2 separate regions of the Homo sapiens genome follow, and region 2 is linked to region 1. Evidence: chromatin loops called from intact Hi-C (ENCODE). Cell type or tissue: heart left ventricle. All regions are shown on one strand. Region 1 has its middle 160 kb from the start of CEMIP2. Region 2 overlaps CEMIP2 (cell migration inducing hyaluronidase 2).

Region 1 (8,000 bases):
ACTTTCTCAAAGCATATTGTGAAAGTTTAGAGACCAGAATTATATACTTGGCACGGAACAAAGTTTACGGAACTCCCTGGACATGGCCTTCGGCTCAGAACCAACTGGCAACTCCAGTTGGTTAGAAGAGTCAATTACATTTGTAAAGGTTTTCGTTCTTAGAAAAGCATACTCGAGGAACAATTAGGAAAACAATCTCTTTGACTTGGCTGAGATGAGGCTAGAAATATCATCTGTCCTAAATTTAAATTTGTTGGGGCTGAAGACAACATAAGCTCTATTTTTGATGATTACAGGTCATGATTTCCACAGCCTGACTGTTTTTGGCAACATATTATTGTGTTAAATGGCACATAAGCAGTTTTCAAATTCAAACCATGAGATTTTCATCCTTTTTATCTCCCCTATTTGCTAATCATAGCCTGCTTTTTCTAGATCTTCTCTTTGGCTGTGCTATTAGAGAATCCTAATCAAAATTTCCTTAGGGAAGATTCTTCTTTGAGTTGATCACTGAATACACTTTTTTTTCTACTCATCAGACCACTCGTTGTGAGTAATTGAAACCTATAGATGGCCTATTGTCTAGTTTAGAGAACTGAGTCAATTTCTCTTGGCAAAAAGTGGCTAGGGCATTGAATTGAGATGGAGCATCTATCTACTATAGGGGAGAAAAGTTTGCTGCCAGATCAAGTTGGAAGATCATCTCCTCTAAGTCATATGCCACATTATTTATCTCGCTCTACTTTTTTCATTTCTACTGGGCAAGTTCTATTTACCCCCAATTCTTACATACAAAATTGTGTGTGTTCATTTTTGCCCTTATGGTATGTTGGATACAATGGAGGCCATCTGTCTTTTTTATTTTCCAACAGTATGTTCACTTCTTATATGATGCCTATTAAGAATTGTTAAAGTGAATTAAGTATGGCCTGACAAGGACTCTGTACTTCTATATTTGACTCTTTGTGGACTAACCGTAACCTAACTTAATAGGTAGACAAGATTGAAAACCTAATTTAGGAGTATGTGCCGGTAACAATAGCTGAGTCTTGGCCAATCCCAGCAGCCATACTTCAACTACTCACACTGCTGAGTGTTCAAACTGTGTTCAAATAAGGCAGACCCCAATCTGTAACCAATCCAGCTGTTTCTCTACCTCACTTCCAATTTCTGTACATCGCTTTGCTTTGTTTGTCTATAAATTTGTTCTGAACCTGAGGCATCCATAGAGTCTCTCTGAATCTGCTGTGATTCTGGGGGCTGCCTGATTCGTGAATTGTTCATTGCTCAATTAAACTTTAAATTTAATTTGGCTGAAGTTTTTCTTTTAAAAGTACAGAGGAAAACATTGCAGCAATTCAGTGTTTCTTGAAGGAAGCAGAGAAAAAGTCCTTCTGTCTTCTGCATTCTCTTCAAACTATCTGCCAGGTGGGCTCTCACCTCCTCCTCTCTGAGGCATCAGCCCAATAGAGGAGGCCTGGGAATCTGTGTCCTCTACCTTGTTACCTTATTCTTTCTTTAACCATTATTCTGTAAGGAGCAGTCTCAGGTGGCTTCCTACTATTGGAAGGAGTGTCCATTCTACATTCTGTCGGAGCCTCCCTAAGGTCATACAACATGGATCTTGATGCTAAAGATATAGGATGACTTGGAACTACGGATTATTGAGAATGAAAAGATACCACTTTAATTCCTCTTTCTCCAAAATAAAACCCTATTTTATTATTATTATTATTATTATTATTGAGATGGAGTTTTGCTCATTGCCCAGGCTGGAGTGCAATGACATGATCTCAGCTCACTGCAACCTCCGCCTCCTGGGTTCAAGTGATTCTCCTGCCTCAGCCTCCTGAGTAGCTGGGATTATAGGCACCCACCACCACATCCAGCTAATTTTTGTATTTTTAGTAGAGACAGGGTTTCAACATGTTGGCCAAGCTTGTCTTGAACTCCTGGCCTCAGGTGATCCACCCGCCTCTGCCTCCCAAAGTGCTGGGATTTACAGGCGTCTGGCCCCTATTTTATTACATTACAAAAAAGGGGCTGTAGTAGTCATATTTTTGTAACCTACTTGAAAATATCATGGACAGCTTTCTATGTCCTCAAGTATAGGCCTGCATTGTTATTTTCATTAACTCCATGCTATTACACCATAGTATACCTGACCTTTATTTGTTAACTTAAAAAATGAAGGATTTCATTAATAGAGCTCTTTTGTAGTAATTACTATGATTTCTTTCAGGCCAGAAAGTTGCTACTTCTGTACATTGGCATATTTTTCTCTAGCTGTTAGAAACTATTCAAGTCCCTTAAGGCTTTTAGAACATCCTAAACTTGATGCTCATATCAGCTATTAACAGTCAAACAATTGCCGGTGAGATTATAAAGTCCCATAGAGAAGATTAGAATGAATTTCAGAAAAATTCCCTAACTTTCAGAATCTACTGATTAACAGAATTTAGATACCTACGTCTAGCTAAAGCTGGGCCTAGGTTCTCTGGACTTATGTTATGTGGCACCATCATTATTCATGTGATGTGAGAAATAACCCACCTCAAAATGATTTGTCAATATTTGAATACCCTGAAATCTCACCTACAATAACTTCATTATTTTACCTTGCATTTTTGGTTCCATGGTTATGAAATGCTGTTGCTGTTGGCATCATTTATGCTATGATATAAATGAGCTTCAGAAGCTGTGTGTGTGTGTGTGTGTGTGTGTGTATGTGTGTGTATGTGTGTTTTCTCACATCCCTTCTTGAAAAACCATTGTGAGAAGAAAAGCGGATAATCATATTGAATATCTAATGCAGGAAGGTGGCCTGATGGGTATGGAGGGGTGGAGGTGGGGCAAGGGTGAAGGTTCCATGAACTTGATGTCTGGAATCACTACAGGGTCATTTGCCTAGTCATAGTTTTTCCCAGCATAATTTCTGATGGGAGCATAGATGACAAAGAAAATTTCAAGCCTTATGAGGAATAAAGGGAAAATTCTCATGCCCCATGGACAGATCTGATAAGGAGCTTCAACAAAAAAGACTTGTTTTATAAACTTGAAATGAGGAGAGATTTTCTTTACCATTCAACAGATGGTAAAGGAACCACAGGCAAGAGAGCCTGAAGATGCTTTGCAGGTCTAATTTACTGTCAGTTGAGCGCCCCCTGGGGGATAGCCAGTGGAGAAGGTGGTCCAGGTCCCTGAATATTGGCCATTTTCCTCTTTTGAACAGTCTTTGGGGCAGTGCCTGATTTGACTTGGGAATTAAAAGAGGCTTGAGGCTCATAATCATTTATAAGGGATCAGTAATAATTCCAGCTCTGTTTATGTTCAGTAGTTGTAAGATTAAGGTAAGTGGCATACTTTGCAATCCGCAGGTTGCCACAGGGATATTAGCAATCATTACCGCAATGACCACTCACTCCCTATAAGGCTGCCTGAGATCTCATATGGAAGAGAATATAATTTTATTTTCATAAAAACCCTAAGAAGAAGGGAAGGAAACTACTTTAATTTTCCAAAACGAAGCTAGCTTTATTTTGTCTGATAGTAGAATACATAAAATATTATAGAATATGTTTATATAGAATATTTTAGTAATATACTGAAATGTGTAGAGTATTCAAACATTAACATAACAAAGAAAAGAGACTACATCTTTTGAACTTTGGAATGTATCACTAAATCACCCTCCAAAGAGACTAGATCAATAAATATACTTACCAGAAGTGTGTGAGAGCAGCCTATTGCTTGCACACTTGCAAATCCTGGGCTTTGTCCATCTTTTTAATTATAACCAATCTGTTGTTTTTTTTGCATTTCTTTGATTACTAGTGAGGCTGAACATCTGTTCATATATTTACTAGCCCTATTTCTTTTTAAATTGTTTATTCATTTTTTTTTTACCCTTTTTTCTTTCTCTTTTGTGCTGATTTATAAGAACTTGAGGCACTATGGGTATTTACCCTTTTCCTGGCACATATGTTGCAAATCTTTTTCTCCAGGTGTTATCTTTTATCCTTGATTGCAATGTGTTTGTTATTTAAAAACTTTGTTTTATGCAGTTAAATACAGTAATATTTTCATTTATGGTTTCTGGCTTTAGCACCATTGCATGGAAAAACTTTCCTTATTTAAAGATGTAAAATTATTCACCCCTAGTTTCTTTGAAAATAGCATTTATTGAATGTCTACATATGCCAGGAGCTATGTTTGGCTTATTACATGTATAAGTTTATTAAATTTTCACCACAGTCTTATGAGGTAGGTATTACCATCATCTCCATTTTGCAAATTAAAAATTGCAGGTTGGAAAACTGATTTACTCATGATCACCAGGCCGAGAAGTGGTAGGCCCATGCTTAGAGGTCAGACTTCTGACTTCATGGAATATAAACTTTCCAAGTATTTAATATCCAGAGATGATCCTGCCTACAGATATTAAATTTGAATAAATTCATAAATTAGAATCTATTACAAATACTTTCCCTGGAATAAAATGCCCAATCTTGAAAAAATTACTTTAATAGCTTCATGGGTGCTAGATAATAAAAAAAAAGTAGTGAATATGGCTGAGAATGCCAAGAACCAGTTTATAGAGCAAAATATATTAATTTCCATAATGTAGATGAATAGACTATTTGGGTTTTTGCAGTAAAGAAAGATTTTAATTGACGTGAGGCCAGCCACCCCATGTGGGAGAAGAACAGAGTTATTACTCAAATCAATCATATTGAAGGCTTGTAGGTTAGGTTTTTTTCCAAAGGCAGTTTGGGGGAAGTGATGGGGGTGGCTAGGCCTTACTGCTGATTTGTTGGGTCCAAGATGAAACCATAGGGTTGTTGAAGCTGTCCTCTAGAACTGAGGTGCTTCTAGGTGGGGCATGGAAGTGTGAAATCATCAGTCAGTGAGTCCAGGTGGAGTCATGGGTGTCACATGTATATAAAACCTGAAAAGATAGTTCAAAAGGTCAATCTACAACAGTAAATTTGCATATTTTGTGACCAGTCTACACCTTAGCAGAATTCAGTTTCCTCTCCTCCCCCTAGCATGAGGGCCTTTTGTTATCTATACAAAGGTGGTTGAGTTTTTGTGAAAGTCCTATTATCATTTGAACTATAAATTCAATGTCTACCAAAGTTAGCTTAGCCTAAGCCCAGGAATTCTTAAGGGAAAGGCAAGATGGGGAGGGCAGTGGGTTAGATCAGATCTCTTTTACTACCATCATGTTCTGTTATAATTTATGCAAAGGCAGTTTCAATGTCACACATTTCTGAATCACTTCTAGCAACATCAAACTAGCAAACTACAAAATGTTCTATAAACAAGCTAGCCAGGCTCTTGCTAAGATGAGAACTGTTTGGTAAATTTTAAAAAACATGAAACATAATGAAGATACTGCTATTGATACGGATTTTTCCTCCTGATACTTTGAGTTTTGGCTATTTTCAGAGATTTGTGGAGGAGATTAGATGTCCTAAAATTATATGGAAAAGAAGTTATTAATATTGACTTGAAAACTTCATATTACAGAGAAAAGAGTGCTTTTCCTTGATCAATCATTCAGTAGTTGAAAATAACTCCCAATATTTTAAAGCCAAGGGAAAAAAATACATAGCATGAAAAGACAATGGGCTGTATTTTTAACCAGTGCAATGCTGAAAAAGTTCGCAGAAATAATTTTATTTTAACTTGCTTAAGAAATGTAGTATATGTAACAAATAATATCCAAAAAGGGCTGTGTTGTGGGTTTTTTTTTGGCTGAGATTGCGGTTAAAAAAGAGAAAATTTTGTAAACTTGGGTTAATCTTCTAAAAGAGACAATTTCATTTCTTTAAATTATACTTTAAGTTCTAGGGTACATGTGCACAACGTGCAGGTTTGTTACATATGTATACATGTGCCATGTTGGTGTGCTGCACCCGTTAACTCGTCATTTACATTAGGTATATCTCCTAATGCTATCCCTCCCTCCTTTGCACACCCCACGACAGGCCCCAGTGTGTGATATTCCCCACCCCGTGTCCAGTGTTCTCATTGTTCAATTTCCACCTATGAGTGAGAACATGCCGTGTTTGGTTTTCTGTCCTTGTGATAGTTTGCTCAGAATGATGGTTTCCAGCTTCATCCATGTCCCTACAAAGGACATGAACTCATCATTTTTTATGGCTGCATAGTATTCCATGGTGTATATGTGCTACATTTTCTTAATCTAGTCTATCATTGATGGACATTTGGGTTGGTTCCAAGTCTTGGCTATTGTGAATAGTGCTGCAATAAACATACGTGTGCATGTGTCTTTATAGCAGCATGATTTATAATCCTTTGGGTATATATCCAGTAATGGGATGGCTGGGTCAAATGGTACTTCTAGTTCTAGATCCCTGAAGAATCGCCACACTGTCTTCCACAATGGTTGAACTAGTTTACGCTCCCACCAACAGTGTAAAAGTGTTCCTATTTCTCCACATCCTCTCCAGCACTTGTTGTTTCCTGATTTGTTAATGATCACCATTCTAACTGGTGTGAGATGGTATCTCATTGTGGTTTTGATTTGCATTTCTCTGATGGCCAGTGATGATGAGCATTTTTTCATGTGTCTGTTGGCTGCATAAATGTCTTCTTTTGAGAAGTGTCTGTTCATATCCTTCACCCACTTTTTGATGGGGTTGTTTGATTTTTTCTTGTAAATTTGTTTAAGTTCTTGTAGATTCTGGATATTAGCCCTTTGTCAGATGGGTAGATTGTAAACATTTTTTCCCATTCTGTAGGTTTCCTGTTCACTCTTATGATAGTTTCTTTTGCTGTGCAGAAGCTCTTTAGTTTAATTAGATCCCATTTGTCAATTCTGGCTTTGTTGCCATTGCTTTTGGTGTTTTAGTCATGAAATCCTTGCCCATGCCTATGTCCTGAATGCTATTGCCTAGGTTTTCTTCTAGGGTTTTTACAGTTTTAGGTCTAACATTTAAGTCTTTAATCCATCTTGAATTAATTTTTGTATGAGGTGTAAGGAAGGGATCCAGTTTCAGTTTTCTGCATATGGCTAGCCAGTTTTCCCAGCACCATTTATTAAATAGGGCATCCTTTCACCATATCCTGTTTTTGTCAGGTTTGTCAAAGATCAGATGGTTGTAGATGTGTGGTATTATTTCTGAGGGCTCTGTTCTGTTCCATTGGTCTATATCTCTGTTTTGGTACCAGTACCATGCTGTTTTGGTTACTGTAGCCTTGTAGTATAATTTGAAGTCAGGTAGCGTGATGCCTCCAGCTTTGTTCTTTTTGCTTAGTATTGTCTTGGTAATGTGGGCTCTTCTTTGGTTCCATATGAACTTTAAAGTAGTTTTTTGCAATTCTGTGAAGAAAGTCATTGGCAGCTTGATGGGGATGGCATTGAATCTATAAATTACCTTGGGCAGTGTGGCCATTTTCATGATATTGATTCTTCCTACCCATGAGCATGGAATGTTCTTCCAATTGTTTGTGTCCTCTTTTATTTTATTGAGCAGTGGTTTGTAGTTCTCCTTGAAGAGGTCCTTCACATCCCTTGTAAGTTGGATTCCTAGGTATTTTATTCTCTTTGAAGCAATCGTGAATGGGAGTTCACTCATGATTTGGGTCTCTGTTTGTCTGCTATTGGTGTATAGGAATGCTTGTGATTTTTGCACGTTGATTTTGTATCCTGAGACTTAGCTGAAGTTGCTTATCAGCCTAAGGAGATTTTTGGGCTGAGACAATGGGGTTTTCTAAATATACAATCATGTCATCTGCAAACAGGGACAATTTGACTCCCTCTTTTCCTAATTGAATACCCTTTATTTCCATCTCCTGCCTGATTGCCCTGGCCAGAACTTCCAACACTATGTTGAATAGGAGTGGTGAGAGAGGGCATCCCTCTCTTGTGCCAGTTTTCAAAGGGAATGCTTCCAGTTTTTGCCCATTCGGTATGATACTGGCTGTGGGTTTGTCATAAATAGCTCTTATTATTTTGAGATACGTCACAT
Region 2 (8,000 bases), 100 kb before region 1:
CGCAATCTTGGCTCACTGCAAGCTCCGCCTCCTGGGTTCACGCCATTCTCCTGCCTCAGCCTCCTGAGCAGCTGGACTACAGGCGCCCGCCACCATGCCCGGCTAGTTTTTTTGTATTTTTAATAGAGACGGGGTTTCACCGTGTTAGCCAGGATGGTCTTGATCTCCTGACCTCATGATCCGCCCACCTCGGCCTCCCAAAATGCTGGGATTACAGGCGTGAGCCACCGCGCCCGGCCAGGATTTAATAATAGACTGTCAGAGGAGATAAAGGAAATAGATGATCAGAACATGGAGACGAGAATTAGAGGAAGAGCAAGGGATTTTCCACATAGAATTGGGCTGTGATAGCCCTAAAGACAGGAAAGAAGCCCCTTTCTTTGATTTGCTGCTAGATGTTCTTTTCGTAGCATGGGCTCTTCCTGGGGAGGATCCGTGCTGTGCTATTTCCCCTCTACTGAGCTCTGCTCACTTTGCCGGTCAAAGGTGTGTTTTCGGGCTCCCGCTTGTCACTTCTCTGAGCCCCCTGAATTACATGTTGTTTCCACCACCTGAGCTTTCAATAATTGGAGCTTCTTGGATCAGAATTCTTCTTTGTTCTTCTGACTTTGAATTACGACAATTAAAGCAGGTGATTTTTAAATTTTAAAACTTAAAAAGTTTAGATCCTTATCTATAGACTAAACAAAGGGCTTAAGAGGAATAAAGACGGGAGAGACTTTCTGGTTTATTTTAGTGGGGGTATTAGCTTCTTTATTGCTATGGGATTTCTCATTTCCATGAGCAAAAATAAAAAATACTAAAAAAAAAAAGTAATACTTGCCTAAGTCCCAGAAGGGATGGAGAATTAACTACAGTAGAATAAAGAAGAAAGGAACATGGTTTATAATGTGATTTATTTTTTCCATTTATCTTATTCTTAATCAGAATTGCCTTCCCCAAATTAAGTTTACCCATCAATGCCTAGGAACTATAGACGTTCTAGAACTGAAACAAAACTAGAAAATAAAAACTAAGGCCGGGCATGGTGGCTCACGCCTGTAATCCCAGCACTTTGGGAGGTTGAGGCAGGTGGATCACCTGCGGTCTGGAGTTCGAGCCCAGCCTGGCCAACATGGTGAAACTTCATCTCTACTAAATAGAAAAAATTAGCCAGGCGTGGTGGTGGGCACGTGTAATCCCAGCTACTCGAGGGGACTGAGGCAGGAGAATCGCTTGAACCCAGGGGCAGAGTTTGCAGTGAGCTGAGATCATGCCATTGCACTCCAGCCTGGGCAACAAGAGCGAAACTCTGTCTCAAAAATAATAATAATAATAAATAAATAAATAATAAGCTTTTAGCCTTTTTGTAGCTACAGTTTTGGCTAAAGTTCTTGCCAGCCATGAGTATTCATGCATGTGTGCGTATATCTATCTGTCTGTCTTAAAGTGGCAGGTACACACTAATGAAAACTATATTTTTTAAGTGATCATAAATGTTTCTATAAATATGTGGTTATGGTAGCTCTTTTATAAATTACCATTGCAACTACCAATGTGACATATTTTTCATTTATTCAACATTCACTCAGTAAAGCATTCAGTCCTTTGAATATCTAATGTATTTGAGAATATTAACCTGATCTATATTACAAATCAGAGTAGTAATTCTGTTTATAGATGAAGAAAGAAATAAGTCATCTAATACTCCTCAGGGGGCACTGGGAATCGTAGGACTATGGACCAGAAATTTACTCCTGAGAATTTGAAATTTGGGCCAGAAGCCCAGTTCTGCAGCCATTTGTTGTTACTTAGAAATGATGTAGTATGCCAAAAATGGGAGCAATTGGATCTCAAGATAGAATGATCATGATTTAACTATTTGTAAATATTTTTTAGTGGAATATGTGCTTTTTTTTTTTTTCCTTTTTTTTTGAGATGGAGTTTTGTTTTTGTTACCCAGGCTGGAGTGCAATAGTGCTATCTTGGCTCACTGCAACCTCCACCTCCCAGGTTCAAGCAATTCTCCTGCCTCAGCCTCCCAAGTAGCTGGGATTACAGGCACCCGCCACCACACCTGGCTAATTTTTGTATTTTTAATAGAGACGGGATTTCACCATATTGGTCAGGCTGGTGTCGAACTCCTGACCGCCAGGGATCTGCCTGCCTCGGCCTCCCAAAGTGCTGGGATTACAGGCATGAGCCACTGTGCCTGGCCGAATATGTGCTTTTTAATGACCTGAGGGATAAAGGTACTCAGGGAGAAAGATGGTGATATAGGGAGAGTTAAGGTTACTAAGGCAGGGGACAGATATGCAGTGTATGTACAGCCTCCTATATATATATACACACACACATACACATATATAAATGTACATGTAAATATACATATACATAAATATATATAAATATATGTTAAACATAAGTATGTTTAAATTAATATATATTATATATTGAGTATATATTTAAATGAAGACAATCAATAGTCTTAAAAATGTTTCCTGTCTATTTTAAATCTTTAAGCGGTGTCAGTAGAGTATTAAATAATTGAGGTAGTTAAAAAGGACATAAAATTGAGGAGTCAATATGGATAAGATTATAGAAATGACAGGGAAAAATACAGAAGTATTGTAGATTAAATGTCAATATTCTGCTGCTGCTTTAATATTCTGGAGAATTTGGTTACAGATACTGATTTGTTTTAGGAGATTTGTTCTAAGAATTTTCCTTTGTAGGATACATTTGGGGATGGCTTTGTTTTGGCATGGCAAGTAGCTCTAATGCCACTGGAATACATTCAGGACTTTCAAATTTGTCTCAGTTTAATGTTTTTTCAGTTGTTGCACAGTACTTTATAACTTTTTTTTTTTTTGAATGGGTGAAAAATGGCTTTGTGGGCTGACGTAGGTCATGGAAAATTGAAAGCCAAAGCTCTAAGATATATAAGTTTTTCATCTCTTGGTTTAGAAGAAAGTCTCTTAGATTTGAGTAGAGGATATCAGTTTTCACATTAGTTTACTAATTTTTTTTTGTATGTGTGTTCTTTAGACTGAGAGATTTCTTTGACAAGCTGTATAAGCCACAGAAGTTTTATATTCTGATGAATAAGCTGGCCTGTAGTGGTGGAAGCGATGATGAAGATCTTGGCTAGCAGAGCACATGGTCTGTTTTTACCATTTCTAGTTTAAGTAGGCTGCACTATAAGTGGCTGAGGATGTAGTTGGCTGCTGCTCACTTAGTCTGGCACAGATCACAGAATCTCCCTTTTCAAAGTTGAGACACTTGACTTTGTGCTGAAAATGTCTTTTTAGCTGTTTAAATTTTCATTCTCTTCCCTTTACTTCTTGATTATTTTTTCAAGGTCTATGTACAGACATGGAGCACTCAGAATCTTTCTATGACCATTACACGAGATGAGTATCCGTCCAACCCTATGGTGCTCCGAGGTATTAATCAGAAGGCTGCCTTTCCACAGTACCAGCCTGTCGTCATGCTGGAGAAGGGTTATACCATCCACTGGAATGGGCCGGCACCACGGACTACATTTCTATACCTCGTCAACTTCAACAAGTATGTTTCTGTTACTGTTATTTCAAATAGTTGAGCAAGTAGTAATTTAGTGGAGAAAAAGAATAACTTATGTCTCCTTTGCAGCAAGCAAAGAAAGCCAATTTTACATACTTTGCTTCTCTTGTGGGGAGGCTGTATATTTTGTGTTGATGGAATTAAAGAGATTATACAAATTGAATCCTGTCATTTCAAAAGCTTTTTTTTTCTCTGTGGTCAAGTTATTATGCACATAAAGCCATTCAACGATAGGTTTTAATACTGCTGAATGCTTTAATTCCCTCTAGCTGGGATGGGAAGTAGTTTTCTATGCTCTTCCAGTGGAGCATTTGCTTACCTGAAAAATTAAAAGATTTTTGAGGCTGAGTTTAGACTTGGCAGAAGAAAGTAGTGGGATGGATTAGTAATGCCTGCTAGGGGCAAGAAGTGAAAGAGTTGGGACATGAAGGCCAGGTATTTGCTAGCCCTGCCTGAAAGCACTATTTTATCCCTTCTTGATTTCTCAGTTGTCTGTTCTAATCACAGGCAATCCAAGGGGCTATTTTTATAATTGATTTATTCAAGTGTTTATTGTGTGTAAGTTGACATAAAGGTGAATGAGAGAAGTACTTGCCTTCTAGGAGTTCAGAGTAGACAGGTAGAAAAAACTCAAGTAGATAGATAAACCAAAGCTATTTTTTAGTGGACAAATGATAGAGCAACTATTAAATAATTCTGCCTAAGGGAGTTGAGCCAGGCTGCAGTGAGGAATGATTCTGATGAAGCAATCTGTCTTGTTATATTAATAAAAGCACAGTGTTGGGAAAGGGCCAGTTCTCCTGGGGGAAATGATGGAGTCAGTGTGATGGGGACATAGAGTGTGTCAGGGGAAATGACAGAAGGTGAAACAAGGAAGGTGGGATGGGACTATTTAGAAAGGGAGGGGTAAACCACATGTATCTTATCAATCTAGATACATGTGGCTATTAACCCATGCGACTCCATGAAACTGCTGAGATATGTACCTGAAAAATTGAAATGGCTTGTTCACCTGAGTCGTCATCAAGCCCTGACTTGTCAGAACACTCTTAAAACATCCAGTTGAAATGAACATAGAAGGACTAGAGCATGTAGGAATTCAGCTTTAAGAAAGTCACTTCCAAGGATGATGAACATCGTGGCAGATGCCCTTGTTCTGAGATTGTTAGGGCTCTGGCATGTGCTCTGAGCTGAACCGTTACCATTACTGTTACTGTTTTCCTGTAATCCTTGCTGCGGCCCTCTGTGCCCCACCCACACAGTCAACCAAGCCCCAAGGCCAGTACTCATTCCTGTCTCTTCCTTTTCCCTCATCACTCCATCTTATCCGTAACTGCACCCTGTTGGTTCCAGCTCCTAAAGTCATCTAAATCTGTCCACTTCTTTCTACCCACAGTGTTTGTGGCTAAGTCAAGCCCTCACCATCTCTTGCCTGGCTCCGTGGAGCAGTCCCCACTTCAGTCTCCCCACCTCCAATCCTTAGTCCACATTGTGGCCAGAGTGAGATTTCTGAAAGCCCAATCTAATATCATCAGTGAGTTGCAGAGAAGTCAATGAAAGAAACAAACAATTGTCAGAGAGGATGGAGAAATGTCAAAGGGTGATCAGTACTCTATAAGTTATATTGGGCAGAATTATGAATTGGAGGTGAGGTATGACAATAAAATGATATGCAGTGTTTTGTAAAGTACCGTGCATACCTTTCCATCAGATACTGAGCAAGTAAAGACATTTTAAAGTGAAAAAAAATGCTGAGCCTAGAAGTTTCAAAAATCCACATGGGCATGAAATTCAGTCATACTTGTTTAATTAGCTGAAAGTTTATAAAAATTACACGATGGTCAGAGGCAAAAGGAAGAGATGGACAATTTTTTACCCCTCAATTTAAGATAATTATAGGGAAGTCATAGATTTTGTCATAATGCCATTTCTGAAAATAACACTTTTAGAAGTTATGAAGGCAGTACTTATTCATTAAACAAAATAAGGAAAATATAGAAAAACATAAAGAAAATGGAAATAATCTACAGTTCTCCTAACCAAAGCGAGGCATTGTAAACATATATAGTACATTCCCCTCTTTCTAACCTCAAGTTGCTTTGTGTCTATGGATGTGCCATAATTTTTTTAACTACCCCCCTTACCCCATGAACATTTAGGTTGTTTCTCCTGCCCGCCCCCCCGCATTTTGCTATTATAGACAATAATTCATAGAACATCTTTTCTATCTTTTGTCTGCATTTTCTAGTTATTCTTTAGTGGGGTTATTTTTTTCACTTGAAAACCTAGGTGAACAATATTTTTTTTTTTTTTTTTTTCCTTGAGACAACATCTTGCTCTGTTGCTCAGGCTAGAATGCAGTGGTGCAATCTTGGCTCACTGCAACCTCCGCCTCCTGGGTTAAGTTGATCCTCCTACCTAAGCCTCCCAGGTATCTGGGACTACAGGCGTATGCCACCACACCCAGCTAATTTTTGTACTTTTTATACAGATGTGGTTTTGCCATGTTGCCCGGGCTGGTCTTGAACTCATGCACTCAAGTAATCCACCTACCTCAGCCTCCCAAAGTGCTAGGATTATAGGCATGAGCCACTCCGCCTGGCTATGTGAAGAATTTTAAGGCCTTGTTACATATTATTTAAACATTTTTTAGAATGACAAAAAAGTTTGGGAAATAGTGATGATGATTGAACAACATTGAGAATGTACTTATTGCCACTGAACCATATGGCTAAAAATTATTAAAATGGTAAATTTTATCCTAGGTATATTTACTATAATAAAAAGGTCAAAAAAGAGAGAAAATGATAAAAAGTGGAAATGTTTTTAATTTTTAAAAAGGATTAATTTTATATTTAAGGACACTAAGAAAATCCTAGGGCCATTTAGTGATATGCATCAAAAGCTTTAAAAAGGCATATACCTTTACATACAGCAATTTTCCCACTAGGAACTCATCCTAATACATTTATAAAAGGTAAAATTATAAACAAAAAAATTATTTAGAATGCTTTTGCCAATGTACAGTTCCACTCTCCATATATTAGTGTTTCTATCTTGTACACCTATACCCAACCATCTCACTTAATTTTCTTATCTTTTTAGAGTGTCTAAGTCTGTTTTATCCAACTTTTTAATGTTCTTTCAAATCCTCTTAAAACTAAGAATTTTTAGGGCTGGACACGGTGGCTCACGCCTGTAATCCCAGCACTCTGGGAGGCTGAGGTGGGCGGATCACTTGAGGTCAGGAGTTCGAGACCGGCCTGGCCAACATGGTGAAACCCTGTCTCTACTAAAAGTACAAAAATTAGCCGTGCATGGTGTTGTGCCCCTGTAATCCCAGCTACTCGAGAGGCTGAGGCAGGACAATTGCTTGAACCTGGGAGGCGGAGGTCACAGTGAGCTGAGATCGCGCCACTGCACTCCAGCCTGAGTGAAAGAGCAAGACTCCATCTCAAAAACAACAACAACAAAAAAACAAAAACAAAAAAAATTGTAAAGGCTCATATTTTTGCTGTATATCTATTGATATGAGAAATTTGAGCAACAGATGAAGGTGGGTGATTTGTTAGTATGCCATGGTTCAGAACTTCCACTGTCAGTGGCCCAACACACAGAAGAAATTTAAGGAGGAGAAAACTATGGGCAGGAAGTGGAAGAAGTGGCACATGAAGGACAGTTATCTGCATACGCTATAGTACTTAACAGATAATGGCTGAAGTGTAAACTAATTTTTTTATGTTTCTCCTTTAAAGGAATGACTGGATTCGAGTTGGCCTTTGCTATCCATCAAACACAAGTTTTCAAGTTACCTTTGGCTATTTGCAGCGGCAGAATGGCTCATTATCCAAAATCGAAGAATATGAGCCTGTGCATTCACTGGAAGAACTGCAAAGAAAGCAATCCGAGAGGAAATTCTATTTTGACTCCAGCACGGGGTAATTCAGTGAAACCAGGGAATGAGAATTATTCCTATTTTTCTTTAATGGTGAAATTGCTAGTTCTTCAGCATCGCGGCTGTTTAGTGAAGCAGCTGATGTGGGTAATTCTCTGCACATCTTCTCTATTAGAGGTTTAGAGGGGAACTAGAATGGCTCGTAATTATAGTTGGCAGTAGGGATCGAGTGAAGATGTTTGCTGTATACGTATTGAGGCAATTTAGAGAAAGAAATTATCCCTTGTCGATGAAGAATCAGTAGGCCCAGTTGGAAATTACAATAATTTTTTCCCATAATAATGTTCTTCATATGATTATTTACATGTGATATAGTTCATATTTCAGTGAAAGCTCATTTTTCTCTTCCTGACTTAGGCTATCTTACAAGTTGACCTTGAGTTTTTGAAAATCACTGTGTAACTGTGGAATATTTGCTTTCAACTTTCTCTAGGCTGCATCTTTCCACTTTTTAATTCCAATCCTGTTCTTCTGGGGTCCT

What was found. A loop is a pair of places that touch in the nucleus more often than their neighbours do. Peaks named below come from ENCODE experiments on the same cell type or tissue, not always from the same donor. Only the 100,000 strongest peaks of a DNase experiment are listed, where the experiment ranks them.
Region 2: it touches region 1 in a loop (2.4-fold over the local background); 40 of 110 quality-filtered maps call a loop at or near these places.

The regions. Positions count from the first base shown.
Region 1 is chr9:71,599,814-71,607,813 of GRCh38, reverse strand. No RefSeq gene overlaps it. Among named protein-coding and RNA genes, the nearest start is that of CEMIP2, 160 kb to the left of the region's middle. In heart left ventricle, a CTCF peak has its summit at 3,161 (motif pointing left); a DNase peak (open chromatin) is centred at 3,163.
Region 2 is chr9:71,700,144-71,708,143 of GRCh38, reverse strand. CEMIP2 (cell migration inducing hyaluronidase 2) reads left to right here. Exons shown (of 24, transcript NM_013390.3): 18 at 3,341-3,549; 19 at 7,320-7,502. Among named protein-coding and RNA genes, the nearest start is that of CEMIP2, 64 kb to the left of the region's middle. In heart left ventricle, no CTCF peak of the experiment used is centred here; no DNase peak of the experiment used is centred here; H3K27ac peaks cover 454 bases.